2 separate regions of the Homo sapiens genome follow, and region 2 is linked to region 1. A link is a loop called in an ENCODE intact Hi-C map of the cell type or tissue named here. Cell type or tissue: heart left ventricle. All regions are shown on one strand.

Region 1 (5,000 bases):
CTTGTTGGGAGAGTAGATTTTTCTTTTTTGAAATGTATATCCCAGTTAATAAGTGTAAAATTCAATGCATGATAATCTAAACTTAGTTTTAACAATGAAGATGACTTTGGCTGTACAACTTGTTCTCATCTTAGACAGCATCCATAACTGAGAAAATTTGTTCAAATGATGCAGTACTTTCTGAAAGTGCTAAAGCTAATTCTATACTATACTTCACGTTTCCTACAATGAACCATTCCTTTAAAATGTTCGAACCCAGTCTTCCATGTTTTAGCAACACAAACATTGGAGACTTTTGTGAAGTGTTTTTATACATATGGTAACAAGGACAACAACCAATGTTTTCACTCCTTTGCACATTTTGGCATCATACCTCACTCAAATTGACTCATACGCCTTCTATAAATACCACGTAGATGTCTCAAAATGGAAGCATTTATTCAAAATAGTGTCTTTTGCCTTAAGGGGAAACAGTTGGGCTGTTTGAACAGTCTAACAGGAGCTCTTCTCTTCAGTGTTAAACAAGTCATTGCACTGTGCCTATTTTTAATAAAACCTTTGAGCCCAACTCAGTATTACCTCCAGGAGGGACTGTGGAGGTAATACTATTTACCTCCTGTAAATAGGGACAGGGAAACACCTATTTACACATCTGCCTGCTCACTGCCATAGTCTGTGTGGTGTTCCTTAGGACTTGTGTACCAGGTACAAGGTTTAGTTATGTGTTGAACCCGGGTACTGAAGGGCATGGAGTTTTCTGAGGGAGACTTCTCAGCTCCCCGTATACCTCTAGAGATGCAATAGCTCTTTTGTATCAAGACCAACTATGTCCTGATGTTTTCCCTGTGTAGTTCTCTAGCTGCCACTATTTTTTTTACTTTGGTCAGAATGTAAAAGGTAGGATGATGAAGAGAAGGGAACAAAAGGAGGGATTCTTAGGGACTTCCTAAACTTGAAGGCAAAAAGGATGAATGTCGCAGACATGTTTTATAGGGAACAGTGAAGTTCTTGTTTGATTAGTCTGGTAACATCATGTAAGAAAGTCACCCAACAACTGCTGGGCACCACTGCCTTTGTCACTGTCTCTTGACAAAAACTCTGTTCACGACACATGGTAGGTTTTCAATACACTTTAATAAAATAGTGAAAAATAGGTATCTCTAGGATAGTGAACTATGGGACTACAAAGGGCAGGACGATACATTTTACTTGGTTAAATTCGCTTAATGCTTACTCCTTTCTCAAAGCGCCAACCAAGAATTTGGCTACTAAATAAAGAAAAAAGCTGTTAGTGGCTCTTTATCCGCCACGATAGGGTGCTCTGAAACCCGGTCCTGCAGACATTCCCTTGGCCCACATTTTATAGCTTCCTTCTCAGTCTCAAGGCCTGTAGTCTACTGTTCACACTCGAGCCTCTCGCAAAATACACAAGCTCAAAAGCTCATGGCGTTCTCCCCATCTGGCATTCTCGGCCTTAGAATAGCAAACGTTAGGGCACCATTAGGTTCATAGTTGCCAGACCCTTCATTTTCTTTTTTAATCTTTAATTTTCTTCTTAACAAGGAAGACATTCCGCAAAAAATAAACTCCCTCTTTTGAGCTCCTTTCTCTGAAGATGGTAACTGGAACTCTCATTAGTAAAGAACCTCGAGTTCCAGTTGCTTTGGACGGAGTTTCTCGCTTAGTATTTTGCTCTTTGGCAGTTTGAAAAGCAGTAATCTTCCAACTTCGCAGCTCCCTGCACTCGCGCCTACCACCCTGATCTATTTGGCTTTCTCCTTTTTGGAGCCACTTTAAAAGGTGCAGGGTGCTGGGCCGCTGTGGCCTCGGGCTGAGAGGCGGGGAGTTGGTGTCCGGGACCAGAAAGTTTGGCAGAAGCCACGGCTCTGGGCCCAGGCCCCGGGCTTCCAGAGAAGTGTGTCATTATTTGTTTTCTGCAAAGCCGCGAGCGGGCCCACGCTGCAGCTCTGCCTCCAGGCGTGGAACCCCTCGGTAATCCGGGTGAAGCTGGGTTCCGAGTGTGGACTGCTTCGGCTCTGAGGAGGAGGGAGCCCAACGGGCCAGGCACGGGCTTCCTCCTGGCTTTACCCATTGGCCCAGAGTCCCCGGTCCCGCCGCCGCTGCCCTCTGCTCACGGGGACCGGCCATCACCGCGCTCCCAGCCTCGGCTCGCCGGGGGCTTCGCTACGCAATGCGGCGGAAGCGGCCCGTTGGAGCCGCCGTAGCGCGGGAAGTTTCCGTTGCCACGGAGATGACCTCTGACCCTAGGGCGTCTCTGGGACCCGGCAGCTTGTGCTGTTGTTGCTATGGAAACCATGGCGGCCGGAAGCCGCCGCGCGGGAGAGACTTGGGGCGCGGGTCGGGGCTAGGGCTCCTGCCCTGGCAGAGATCTTCGCTCTTCCGTGGTGGCCGGGGACCGGGCAGTGAGCGGCCGGCTCTGCCGCCCGCGGGGCGCGGGTTTGCAAGGTCACTCCTCCGGCGTTGACGCGGGGGCACCCCATGTGCACTGCTGGACCTGAGGGATGGGAAAGCCACAGGTGGCTGCCTTGGCCCTCCCGGTCTGGCCTCCCGCTAGCGGGCGCCAGCTCTGGACCCGAGACCCATCTGAAGGAAAGGGAAGGGAGCTGGCGTTGCTGGTGATTCTGCCCAAGCTCAGGACTGGGAGAGAACGAGCCAAGTTCTGGTCTCAGCTTACACACTAGCTACTGGGAGACCCTGGGCGGGTCCTGAAGTTTTCTGGGCTTCAGTCCCCTCGGCTACTACAAGAAGGATATTGATTAGAGTAATCCCAGATCAGCCCCAGCTCTAATATTCTAGGTTCCCATAACGTTCACACCCAGTCCTGATTGTAAGTAAACTTCCCTCACCCCTTCCCTGTATCTCTCCCGGACTATGTTAACTATATATTTAAATTGTACTCTAAATTCAGAGACCATCAGAGATAAGAGGTTGACCTTAGCGATCACAAACAACCTGTTCCTTTTACAGGTGTGGCAACTCCTTCCCAGTGGAGGAAGCGACTGTTCCAAGAGCCAGTTTTGGAATTGTAGGCACAAACACAGGTAGAAGCTTTGAGCCTTGGGTGAAGAAACGCGTATTTTACTGGTGACACTAGGAAGAGCTCCTCATGCGCTTCATAGAATTGTGTGGTTGGTGCTGAAATAGATGGCATTCCATTTATCCATTATATTCCCCAGATACCTTTTCCTTAGACAGTTTTAAGATTTTCGGGGTAGGGGAGGGTATCTTCACTAGTTTATTTTTCCTTCTCTCATATCCATGCTATTGGGAAAAATCTTTCTTAAATCTTTTTTATAAACCTCATTTGTAAATTAAGAAGTTGAAAAAGATTATTTTCAGAGTTTATTACAACTCTGAAATTTATGAATTATTTCTTTTAGGTCCACGTGCTTTTTATCACTTTTTCAGTAACTACAATCTCAAAAAAACAAAAAACAAAACTTAGTAAACACTTAAAAAGTGCTGCTGTGTTTGAACTGTTGATGCTGGAGATACAGGGGTGAAGAAGAGTTCTTCCTTCAAGGAATTAGCAGGAAAGACAAAAGACAGGATCAATTATGATGTGGTGAACAATTCTGTGTAGGTGGACCAAGGTGCTATAGGGCCAAGGAAGAGGGGCATGGAAAGGTTTCTGGAGGGAATAAAACTCAGACTGAGTCATGAAGAATGACTAAGAGTTAGCCACGTGGTAAAGGCACTGGTTAGGCTGTCAAGGAAGAGAAAGAAGCATACTTTAAGCTTTGGGGGCGTCAAAGATTGTGGTGCAGACCGAGAATATCAAGTACAACTGAGAAATAGAGGGTGTTTCTAGGGAGTGGCAGGTAGTGAGTGGGGTTGCAAGGTAGTGAGGCACAGATCGTGAGCTCTCTTCTGTGTCATGATCATATCTACCCTTTAGACAACCATTATGACTACAGCGTGGAAAACAGCTCTGGGTTGGGCAAGGTTGAAGGTGGAAAGACCAGGGAGGAAGAGCAGTGAGCAGTGGTGAGCGGTCCAGAATAAGGCAGTGACAGGCACTAGAGAGGAAGTGAAGTCCATCCATCTTAGTGGCCAGTTTGAATTTGGGAAGGAAGTTGAAGGAGGAGTCTGGAATTTTCTGATTACAGGTTTTTGATTTGGACAGTTCTGGTGAGCTAGTCTTCTGGCCATTTGCCAACAGAACACTTCCATCTTCTTGAGACATGGTTGGCTGTCTTCTGACTGTTTATATTGAGGGGCCGAGGTAGCTTTTAACAGCAAGTAGGAGACTTAGACAAGCTTCTCTTTCTAGATTAAAATTTAAATGGACAGTTCTGGGAGAGTTGCTGTGGGATAAAAAGTTCATCTTGATTTCAAACCCGAAAATCCTTAGGACTGGGAAAAAATGCTTTACAATAAAGATATGCCAAAATGATTTTTTTAAACGATTATGTACAATTCTTTGTCAATAGCAGATGTTTTTATGGACACAATACTTTGTTCAGTTTGAGGAGTCAAGTAGTGCAATTAAAAGCCAAGTTTTCAGATTTACTATTCAGGTCTGGCAAGAAAAGAGAAGGAAGTATGAACTTTATTGAATTTACATATGTAAGTTTGCACACGTGCTTTTTTAGATAGGAATGAATGTAGTTAAAATGCCTTTTTTTCCTCCTGTAGCATTTTGTTGTCTGCACAATTATAGTGGATCACTGAAGTGTGTGGTAACCTTATCTGTAATGCTGCATCTTAAAGGTGTAGCTTGGGAGGGATTGTAATATCTGTTCTTTCCACTTCCTGTGTGGAGCACATGGTATAATATTGTACTTTAAGAAATATGAACATAAGAAGGCTTAAAGACTAAAAGAGAAATCATATCTCATAATTGTAGTCCTTTTTGTTTCAACAGCCACTTATTTGTAGTCTGAAACTCATCTTCTTTAGTTGTATTGCTGCTGTATACCAGGTGTTGTAACTTTTAAGCAAAGAAAGGACCCTGTCTGCTAGGAGAACTGAGTCAG
Region 2 (5,000 bases), 200 kb after region 1:
ATGCACATATATTCATGCATAAATATAACAAGGATTAAATGAAATTCTACATATGTGAAAGTATATGCATATAAATATATACATATATTTGTGTGTGTGCATATATGTGTGTGTGTGTTCACAATTTCATTTAATCCCTATTAGCAACTCTATGCGGCAGATAGTAATGACTCCCCATCACAGATGACAACACTGAGGCCACATGATATTAAGTAAAATTGCAAGTGAAACAGGATTTTAACACCTGTCTCTGGATGCTAAGCCCTGTGATCTTTCTATTGCAGCATACATTATTTTCTTAATCCAGGACAAGGGTGCATCCCCAAAGTGTAATGTGCCTAGTAAGTGCTGTGGAAAGCTTGCTTGGAGGAAGTGGGTTTGAGGTGCAGAAGAAGATGGGGTCTCAGATAGGGAGAGAAACACGCTCTAAAGTCTGGCATGTGGCACACTGAGAAAGAAGAAAATTGTGAATGCGAAGGATGTGTGAGTTTGGATTTTTCTGAAGGATTGGATTACATGAGTGAATATATTGCAGTGCGTGAGATTAGAGTGTAGACTGGCTGTGGAGTGGGTTACAGCATGGGATCAGAGAGGTGGGTTAGAGGTCTTTTGTACTCTCCAAACAGAAAATGCCTAAGGGAAAATATGAAAAAGAAGAGGCTGGATAGACGGACCCTTTGGAAAGACTTTGTAATGAATTCATCTAGTCTAGTGTCAAAGATTGGGTTTCTGGCTCCATGACTAACTAGGTTTGCTACCTAATCAAGTTGTTTATCTTCATCAAGTCACAAAAGTACCTGGCTCATTGGGTTGTTCTGAAGACAAATAATCCATAGAAAGCCACTTTAACTCACCAACTCACCACCTAGCATTTAGAAATCATTCATTAAATGTTAGCTAGTTATCCTAGTATTAGAGGTAAAGTGGTAGAAGGAAAGATATAAAAAGATAATCTATTGTATGAACATGTTTTAATTCCTCAGAAGAAAGACGAACTCTCTATTAAACCAAGGCTTTACACTGTTTTAACTAAAAAGCAACCAATACCAGCTTTCTCTGTGGACAAGATTTATTTTAGTTTAAATGGACAGTTTCCACTATGAAGCAATATTAGTGACTCACAGCAAAGATAATAAAACTAAGAACCACCTACACATCTTTACAAACTTTAAACTATTTGTAGTAGTGAAATAATAGTGTTTCAGGTTCTGATTTATATCAGCTTAAGCCAGTTCTTTGTATATTTCAAGACCTGCATCATCATTGTGACATTTAGACATAAGGATATTGGGGGTTTCACTGAGGCAGTCGTAGTTTTAGAGTTTGACAAAGAGTGAGGAGTAAGCACTTTCCATTTGTTCCAGGAACTTAAACATTTAATCCCTTTGGAACTACTGAGGATGTCCATAAGCCATGTCAGAGATACCACATGAGGAAGGCATTGAATAAAATACCTCCCCTCATCCCACAGGGTTGGTATTTTAATGAATCTTTAAAGCATTTGACTAATCAAATAACTTTGGCAGATTTCCTCTCAATATTTAAATGACAGTCAATTCCAAGTGCAATATTTACAAAGTCCAAAAGGATACAGAGTTTATCAGGTGGAACAGAAATTTTCTCTGGTCTTTAGAAGGAGGACTGACATTACCACGCCCTGTCTCCTTACTCAGAGGGACGCTCCGTTCAATTTTCCCATAAATTGCCTGGCTGCATTTTCCAATTCAGTCTCCTACGCCTTCCTAAAGGCAATTTTAAGACTAGGTGGCTGCCAATATAATATAATTTCGGTGGAAACAGAAAGGCCCACCTGCCTGAAATCTTCACTCAGTGGCTAGGTCATCCTCTCTAGAGGGCTACAATTAAAATTAATGTGTTATATTTGGCACTGGTGTGCATTCATTTGTCTGAGAATTCTACAGTCAGAAGACACTTTGCATACCACTGTGGTCTAACTTCGTTTTCCAGTTGGGACAACTGGACCATCAGCTCCAGGAGATTGTGTTTTATTCCTCTGATTCTTGCCTAGCACTGTGCTGTGGCTTCCGATGGTGCCTAAAAAAGCATCCCTGTTTGAGGCTGCCACTGCAACATCTACCTCCAAGAGGTGAGGTACAGAAACAGCACATTGCAAGGGGGTTCCAGAGTCATAAGATGACAACTCTGCGCCAGGGCGGGTAGGGGAAGGATAAAGCTGGGAGAGGAGGAAAGAGTCGGTGCCCAGTTAGAAGAGGACCATGGCTAGAGAGTGAAAAAAGAAAAGTGTTGCTTCGCCATGATTTCTGAGGCTATTTCTACTCAGACAGCATGTTTCACAATATTGGTTGCCCTCTATTTAGAGGTTTCTCATTGATTAATGCCATCTCAAATCAGGAGTGGGCTACTGTGTACCGTGAGGCTTTTCTGTGTTTTGATTCTGAGACCCTGAAATAATTTTGTAATGATCTAAAACTATTTTGGATGGGCTGTTGGGAGACTGTTTCAAAACACTTTTATCATAATATATTTTGTTTATATAGCATATGTATATCTATACGTGTGTTATGCTACGTATGTATATATAATTACATATAAAAGATATCAATATGTATCTATATATGTGTAAATATATTGATATTTGTATTTATGGCTTTATTATGTATAAATATATAATTATTTATGCATAAATATATTTATTTTAAAGGAATTGAGAGATTTATTTTATATGATAGGGGCATCTAAAACCGCCAAATTCTAAAGATGCAAGAGAGCTCAACCAGTTCATCTTCCTCCTTTTTTAGGTAAAGAAACTGAGAGAGTCAGGAAAGTTGAGTGACTTGGCCAAGGTCTCAGGAAAAGCAAGAGCCCCACCTAGAGCTCAATTTGTACTTTCCAGGCCAGGATACCTTCCAGTGTACCCCTGGGTCTAGGGCAGTAGTACTTGGTGCTGGTAAAGGGGTTAGGCTCTGGGTCTTGAAATTGTTTCCTACTCATGATTCTGAAATGCACTACCTCATACTTTGACTTGATATCCACTTTAGAAGGGCCAAAAGGAGAATGTGAAGAAGTCATTGGCTTGGAGAGAGTACGATAAAACCTCAATAGGAAAACTAAATGTGGTTGATTTGTACATTCATCAAATGTAAATGAATACCTGTTCTTACAATGGAATGTCTATAACTGTGTCCTGAGAACCCATCCTAGCAGATACTACTCACAGAAATAGGTCTTTCCTTTCTATTTTCTCTCCTTATCATTGAGACCACTAGAGTCCATCTTGCTTTAAGTTTACATTGTAAGAGCAGAAAAAAAAAAACCAAAAAAACAAAATCTGGACTCAGGTGTGGACTCTTCAAAGATAAACCACTGGTAACAGTCATTCTAGTCTCCACCAGTGATTTATCTCTGAAAAGGGCCTGACAAAGGGGGATGGATGGAAAGGGGGTAGATGTTGATCAAACGGTACAAAGTTTCTGGTAGACAGGAATAGTAACCTTTAGTGATCTTTCACACAAAATGGTGATTATAATAAATACGATTGCATTACATATTTCAAAATTGCTAAAAGGGTAGATTTGACATGTTTTTGCCACAAAAAATTATATGTGAGGTGATGAATTTGTTAATTAGTCTGATTTAATCATTCAACATTGTGAACATATATCAAAACATCACCTTGTATGCTATAAATAAATACAATTATTATTGGTCAATGAAAAATAAAATAAAAATTTTAAAAAGATAAACCACTACCTTTTTCTTTACCAGAGGCTGTTTATCAGATGTCCTTCAGTACTAGGCAAACTGAGAACCCCACTGTTTGGATAACATTGCTGCAGCAGGAAGGATTTTTTTTTCTTTCCTGAGGCTTTTTTGCTTGAATCCAAATTTCTTTACAATTGACTCATTCATTTCTCCTACCCCTGCCTACTTCTGTCAGCTCTTCTGGGAAAAATAGCAAATGAATTTAACATTTTCACCCAGTGGCTGGAGGCCACAAGACTAGGGCACTTAATATGATACGGTTAGCTTTGTTTCAAATTAAAATTGGAACCAGTAATGTCTTAATTCTCTTGTCTAGACGATTGTCACGGCTGTAAATTATCATCATAATAGCTATTGTATGGTTTCTAATGACTTTACCAAAACATTATTTGCCAATCCTATAAACTTTTTGAACATGCTGTTTAGTTTATCCTGATGAATCTATTAAGAGGTGACACATACATCCTGCTTCCTCTCTCCAAAGAGACATTTGTGGATTCAATTCCTTGCTTGTTGCTAATGCCACTTTGTAATCTCAATACTGATCTAATTCTGTTTTCTGTCTGTCTACAACAAATTTAATCAGAAAAATCATTATCCAAATGTAATGTTCTGTGTTAGTATAATTACTGATAAAGTAAGCTTTACATCTGCCATTTTGCCACATGTGGGTTTTTTTTACTGTTGTTTTGATTTGAGTTTTTTTTTTTTTTTTTTGAGACTGGGTCTCACTGCGTCACCCAGGCTTGTATGCAGTGGTGTGATCTTGGCTCACTGCAACCTCTGCTTCCTGGGCTTAAGTGATCCACCAGCCTCAGCCTCCAATTGGCCACCATGCTCAACTAATTTTTGTATTTTTTGTACAGATGGGGTTTCACCATGTTGTCCAGGCACATGTGTTCTATATGTCTTTTTTTGTTTGTTTGTTTCTCTCTTTTTCCATTATTTTCTTCTTTTATGCTAAATAGATGTTTTCTAGTATAACATTTTAATTCCATTAATATTAATATTTCTTTAATTGTATTTTTACATTCTTTTCTTAATGGTTGCTCTGAGGATTATAACTAGTATCTTAACAATTTAGTTTGGATCAATACCAATTTAATGTCAGTGGTATATAAAATTTTGCTGCTACATAGCTCTACTTTTCCCCCTTTCTTTGTGCTCTTATATAAGAATAAATATTTACAGATTATAAGTCCATCAGCACCATTTTATAGTTGTTGATTTGTATAGTTACCTTTTAAATAAACAGG

What was found. A loop is a pair of places that touch in the nucleus more often than their neighbours do. Peaks named below come from ENCODE experiments on the same cell type or tissue, not always from the same donor. Only the 100,000 strongest peaks of a DNase experiment are listed, where the experiment ranks them.
Region 2: it touches region 1 in a loop (3-fold over the local background); 8 of 110 quality-filtered maps call a loop at or near these places.

Annotation. Positions count from the first base shown.
Region 1 is chr13:102,391,820-102,396,819 of GRCh38, reverse strand. It overlaps FGF14-IT1 (FGF14 intronic transcript 1), which reads left to right and starts at 2,301. Exons shown (of 4, transcript NR_036486.1): 1 at 2,301-2,466; 2 at 2,989-3,062. It overlaps FGF14-AS2 (FGF14 antisense RNA 2), which reads right to left and starts at 2,242. Exons shown (of 1, transcript NR_036487.1): 1 at 1,115-2,242. It also overlaps a transcript of FGF14 not described here. RefSeq lists an enhancer at 2,166-2,395. In heart left ventricle, a CTCF peak has its summit at 2,572; a DNase peak (open chromatin) is centred at 2,259; H3K4me3 peaks cover 1,900 bases; H3K27ac peaks cover 1,437 bases.
Region 2 is chr13:102,195,253-102,200,252 of GRCh38, reverse strand. It overlaps a transcript of FGF14 not described here. Among named protein-coding and RNA genes, the nearest start is that of MIR4705, 150 kb to the right of the region's middle. In heart left ventricle, a CTCF peak has its summit at 2,837; no DNase peak of the experiment used is centred here; H3K27ac peaks cover 342 bases.